2 separate regions of the Homo sapiens genome follow, and region 2 is linked to region 1. The links are chromatin loops, found by intact Hi-C in ENCODE. Cell type or tissue: heart left ventricle. All regions are shown on one strand. Each heading gives the region's core, and the rest is flanking DNA. Links, peaks and the distances in the headings are about the cores only.

Region 1 (2,903 bases), core at 315-2,814:
GGGTTGGTGCAGGGACATAGACAGTCGGTCCATACAAATGACAACACTGCTGTCACTGAGGGCCCCCAAGCCCTCCTTCCGGTCAGAACTGAAGAACGTGCCCTCCTCTCAGCTGCCCTGGGCCCTGTGACCATTCTCCTTGCCAAATGAAGTCTTCGGTGCCACCAATTGCAGTGGGTAAACGGCCTGCCTCCCACTGAGGGGGCCGAAGGGCCGAGACCGGAGGTAGGTAAGATGGAAAATGCCCAGGTCGCTGCCTGCAGAGCAGGTGAGGACCTGTGTGTGATGAGCACGCCTCTCCCAGGGGCCGACCCGGGGAGAACCACCCCTGACCCTCTGGACGACCGGCACTCAAGGGTCCTGCAGGGCCTGCCCCAAGCACTGTGCTTCTCCCGTGCGAATGCCATTAAGTTTTTTGTTCATTGTTACATGCCTAACAATTGGGAATGTTTTACTTGGAAGCGGTGTGTGATTCCCATCATGCTGTACTTCCTTTGTACTGAACAAGTGTTATTTAATGGGGCAGTTTTGATTGTTTTGGAGATAGGCGTCTATTTGGGAAGAGGCGGGGTTTGTGTGAGTTTGATTGTATTGGCCAGCTTCCTCTATTTTTTCTGGGAAATCCTTCTTCCCGTGTGTGTAGATGGCAAGTCTTACAGAACCGCATAACCACGCAGCCTGTGAGACCCTTGCTCTGGACGGCTTTGAGGCGTCCGACCCAGCCTGCAGCTCCAGAGTCCTGGAGGAGGCCACAGAGGGTGGGGGCAGAGGCTAAGTTTGTGGCGCCTGGGAAAGTCACACTTCGGTAAAGCCATCAGTGCAAGCTTGCCTGTCCCTTTCACAGGCCGTATCGAGTTCCAAATGCAATTCCAGAGGCCTCTTGCTTTCTTCTGGGTCAGGCAGGCTTGGGGCCCCTTCCTTCCCGTCCCTGGGCCCCCTCCCCCACACTGAGAGGCCTTTCCTCTCTCAGGGAATGGCAGCTTTCAATTAAAGAATGACCATTGTTCCTTCTGGGGGAAAAGAGGCCCCGTCCCCTCCGTCCTTTCTCATATCCTGTTTCTGGTTTCTAAGACCCTCCACCTCGGGGCCAAGGCTTTTGCACCCACCTGACACTCCTGCGTTTCCTGCTCCTGCCCCCCTTACTCTTGCCCTCCAGCTTCTGGCCTTTCCCTTGCAGGCCTTCCTGGCCACTAAGGCCCCCCACGCCTGGTGCCCTCCATCCTGCACAGCCCTGGCCTCTGATTTACCTGGGCAGCTCTGCCTCCTCTTTCCTCACCTTCATGCTCCATTGGTCTCGGGCACATTTACCCGGGACGTAGCCTGAGAGACACACAGCGAATTCCCCGAACAGAGTCCTTCGCCCTTCCGGGCAGGCATCACTCAGGACGCACACTGCAGACAGCTTGCTACCACCGGGGAGGGAGGTGACTCTCCCCATGTCTTAATGCCCACATGAGCTCCAGGCAGTGTCCTGCCTCACAGACGCATGTGGCCACCGAGTTGCATGCCAGCTGCCCCTCCCTGGAGGAGCCATTTCTTTTGGCTGCTGGGGCCAGGCCTATGTCCTGCCCTCCCCCTGAGGCCCAGGAGCAGTGCTGGCTGGCTTGGAAGCCCAAAGCCAGAACATCCTTCCTATCTTTTGCAGCCAAAAGCTATTTTCTGTTTACCTCTGGAAGTTCACTTCCTTCTGAATACTGAAAAAATTCTACTGGGATCATTGCCCTACACAGAAAAGCAGACAGAGTTGGGAGTTGAACCCAAGAACCTAGAACCCCGCCAAATGCAAGGTAACCTGAGGGCACATCCCTCAGTCCTCGTGCCTCTCTCTTTCTGTGTGGTCTTGCTGTGAAGGAGTGGTGCAGAAACGTTTTAGAAGAAAGCTCTGGACATAGACACACTCCTGTTCTCTGCCTGTCTTATCCCCACTGCTATGGCCAGGAAGAGAGAGAAACATGCTTTGAGGATTTTGCAATTTCATCCTCCTGGGTTTATAAAATGTCTTTTTTTTTTCTTTTGAGACGGAGTTTTGCTCTTGTTGCCCAGGCTGGAGTGCAATGGCATGATCTCAGCTCACTGCAACCTCTGCCTCCCAGGTTCAAGTGATTCTCCTGCCTCAGCCTCCCGAGTAGCTGGGATTACAGGAGCCTGCCACCACGCCCAGCTAATTTTGTATTCTTAGTAGAAATGGGGTTTCACTATGTTGGTCAGGCTGGTCTTGAACTCCTGACCTCAAGTGATCCACCCGCCTTGGCCTCCCAAAGTGCTGGGATTACAGGCGTGAGCCACCACACCTGGCCTAAAATGTCTTAAACCCACATTTGACCCAATTTCACATAAAAATTAGTAGTTTTTCTGATACACAGGCGTACTTGTCAGAGGAGTTAGGTGTTCCCTGCTTCATGTCCCCAGAGACCAAAGCTGCCACCTCTCTCTGGGTCTGACCAGGCTGGGCTCACCACCACCCCACCCAGCCGTTCTTCTTTCTGCTGGACCCTCCTCCAGCTGGCACCACTGGGGGCCCCTCTCCTAGCACCCCACAGCACTTTCCTGCTCAGCCCTCACCACTGCCACTTGCTACTGCCACAGCCACGCCTCCTCCCAGCCCCTTCCATTCATGCAGAGCTCACACAGAACCTCAGTTCCCTCCAGCTTCCCAAAAGGGACAGCCGATCCGGGCACAGTGGTCCATGCCTGTAATCCCAGCACTGTGGGTGGCAGAAGTGGGAGATTGTTTGAGCCCAGGAGTTTGAAACCTGCCAGGGCAACATAGAAGACTTTGTCCCTATTAAAAAATAATGTATAAAAAATCAAAATAAAAGAAGCAGCCAGTGCAGGTCAGGCTACCTCCTTCTGTCCTGGGACCTTGTGCAGAAACAGCCCCCTTCAGCTGAGCGGCTTGGTGG
Region 2 (2,903 bases), core at 303-2,802, 56 kb before region 1:
AAGAGAGACTCTCATTCTTTACTAGTGGCAGTGCATAGTGTACACTCTGTTGAAGACGTCTGAAAACCCTTACCAAAATTATAAATATGTTTACCCTTTATCTCAATAATGCCACTTGCCTTAATTTATTCTACCAGTATACCTACATGTATAGGAAGCATCCTGGGTAGCATGGTTCGTAGTAGCAAAAGATTGGAAGCAAATCAAATGTCTGTAATAGAAACCAGTTAGATAAATTTACGATGTGTCCATAACTAGGAAACTATTAAGCTGTAAAAAATGAATGAGGACGTTCTTTATGTACTGATTTGAAAGATGTCCAAGATATATACACAGGTAAGTGAAAAGAGCAAAGTCCAAACCAGTTTGCACAGAATGCTAACTTCTGTCAGCCTTGCCACATGGGTATTTTATTATAGTTTTAATTTGCATGTCTCTGAACCTAAGTGAGATTGAGTATTTTTTCATTCTCTCAAAGGCCGCTGCAGTTCCTTTCTGTGAAAGGGGGAAAGAAAAAGAAAAAATATATATGTACAAAGTTATACACACACATTTGTTTGTATATCATAAAGACACCCAAGAAATTAATATAAGTGGTTACTTGGGTTGGGGTTAATGGGAGCAAGGGTAGAAGTCATGGTTTTTATAGTTTTGATTTGTGAACCAAGAAAATGAATTATCTGTTCAAAAAGTAAACGTGAACGAAACAAGTCTTTCCCTACCAGTTCCTCAGGCTCTTGCTAAACCTATCATTTTCACATTTGCCAAATATTTCTCCCAGATCCAAATGTGACCCCGGAGGGATGGGGCAGGGTCAAGAATGAAGGGGCAGCCAGGGATGGCCCATGAGACCCACAGGGATCTCTCACGTGGATGGATGTCCTGCATGTTTTTAAAAGATGAGGTCAACAGGTGGGCAGCTGTTTTTCAAGAGGGGCCACTACCTGCTTTGGAACCAAACTGGCCACTGAGTCAGGACCTCTAGGCAAACCAAATTCATTAATAAGACAGTAGGCTCATGAGACCAGAGGGGAAAGAGAAGCCTTCCAAGCCCAGAACATTCCCCCTCCAGCCCTCAGTGCTACAGATGGGTCCAGCCTGATCTGACCTCCCTGTCGTATTTTGAGCTTTTCCCAGGATTCCAAATGGACAACTGCTCTATTGTTTCATTCCTTTATCTGCATTGGGAGGGCAGCCCTCCCCCTCGGGCTTTAAACGTTTTTCCAGCCTCAGGGGTCTCTGGCCACAGCTTTGCTTTACCTTCCTCTGCGGAAAAGCAAAAGCTGGCCAAGGCGCTACAAGATGAGACAGGCACATCTGCCACACATGGAAAGAAGAAAGCAAACTGGAGTTTCCAAAGCCGCCGGTCCCCGCAGGCCTGAGCGCTTGCAGCTTCTGCCTTTGATTCCTCTGATTTTATGAGCTCAGAGCACAACATGTTGGAAGTGAGCAGAGCAGCTGCCCAGGAAAGAATGCACCGGTTCCACGGTTGAGGACTCCAAGGGAAAGCACTGAGCGGCGTGGGGCACAGGCAGGGAGAGAGACGCCAATCCTCCACAAAACATCCGGTTCCCACCAGCCTGGGCTCTAGCCAAGTGAACTAGCTGAGTCGGTCTGGGGAGGTTCCAGTTCCTGGCCTTTTGTCATCGACTGGGGACAATGCATTTGCTATGATTGATGGAGGCCACAGATTTCATCCCCAGCCCCAGCCTGGGCTGCAGGATCCAAGTGAGCACTGGCCTACTGGGGGCTCAAGGCCACAACACTGACCACCAGGGAGGGCTCTGGGAGACAAGAGGCTGGAGGCTGGACTCTACTCCCCTGGGCATCATGCAGAGCCCTTGCCCTCTGTGCCCTGTCCCCTTCCAACCCCTCTGCCCAAGAGAAAGCTCAGAGTCCTTCCACATCCAGAAACACAGGACTGGTTTCTACAAGTCCATTTTTTTCCCCCATAATTAAGGACTGCAGAAGGAAAGATGATTCGGATCTGGCTCGCAAGCTCAATGACTGAGAAAAGGACGCCAGGTTCCCTGGTACTAGTGACTCATACGCTTTTCAGGAGCGTCAAGACACTGTGATACATTTCTCCTGCTCTCCACAAAACTGCTCAAGGGATGAGGGACTCCCATCAGCCAAGGCAAATATACCATTGCTGTCTAAAGTAGCCAGATCACACACACAGAGAGGTCCTGGAAATGCCATTGAGAATAGGACCTTCCTTCACCCAGCCCATTTGGCAGTCCATGGCAGGGAAGCAGCAGAATTGCAGCCTCCGCAGGACTTTTAGGAGCCTGATCCACAGACTAGAGAAATGTACCTCTCCAGGAAAAAAACAGTATAGTCCTCTCATCTCCTGAGACTCCCATCCCAGCCACCTGGCTGGGAATAAACAACTCCTGTGACAAGCAACTCATTGCCTCTCTGAGACCTGGGTGTGCCACTGAGATCCATGACATCCTTCTCCAGGCAGAGCTGACGTGTGTCTCTCTGTAAGTCCCTCCCACTCACTTCATACCTTGGACCCCTAGATGGATCCCTGTGGCAAGAAAAGACCCACTGGTGACTTGCAGAAGTGGGATGTGCTGTGAGCCTCCCCTGCCAAATGCTGCACTTGCTTGCATGAGTTGGAAGTCCCCATCAATCTCTTCATCCACGCCCATTCTTCCACTCCAGTGTTCCTATTTCTTTCTGAAAGTGTGAGCTCCAGAAAACAGTGCAGGCTGGGCAAGGGGCTCACACCTGTAATCCCAGCACTTTAGGAGGCCAAAGCAGCAGGATCAGTTGAGGCCAGGAGTTCAAGACCAGCCTGGGCAACACGATGGGACCCCATCTCTAAATAAATGATTAGCTGGGCATAGCGGCACATTCCTGTAATCCAAGCTACTTAGGAGGCTGAGTCAGGA

Evidence for each region. Peaks named below come from ENCODE experiments on the same cell type or tissue, not always from the same donor. Only the 100,000 strongest peaks of a DNase experiment are listed, where the experiment ranks them.
Region 2: a loop joins it to region 1, with 2.9 times the contacts of the local background. A loop is called at or near these places in 11 of 110 quality-filtered maps.

Annotation. Positions count from the first base shown.
Region 1 is chr1:234,917,808-234,920,710 of GRCh38, forward strand. No RefSeq gene overlaps it. Among named protein-coding and RNA genes, the nearest start is that of LINC02971, 38 kb to the right of the region's middle. RefSeq lists enhancers at 1-568, 2,569-2,903. In heart left ventricle, for the core only: no CTCF peak of the experiment used is centred there; DNase peaks (open chromatin) are centred at 814 and 1,544; H3K27ac peaks cover 2,500 bases.
Region 2 is chr1:234,861,658-234,864,560 of GRCh38, forward strand. All of the region lies in intron 2 of LOC107985365 (a long non-coding RNA gene), which reads right to left. Among named protein-coding and RNA genes, the nearest start is that of LINC02971, 94 kb to the right of the region's middle. In heart left ventricle, for the core only: no CTCF peak of the experiment used is centred there; a DNase peak (open chromatin) is centred at 1,554; H3K27ac peaks cover 2,036 bases.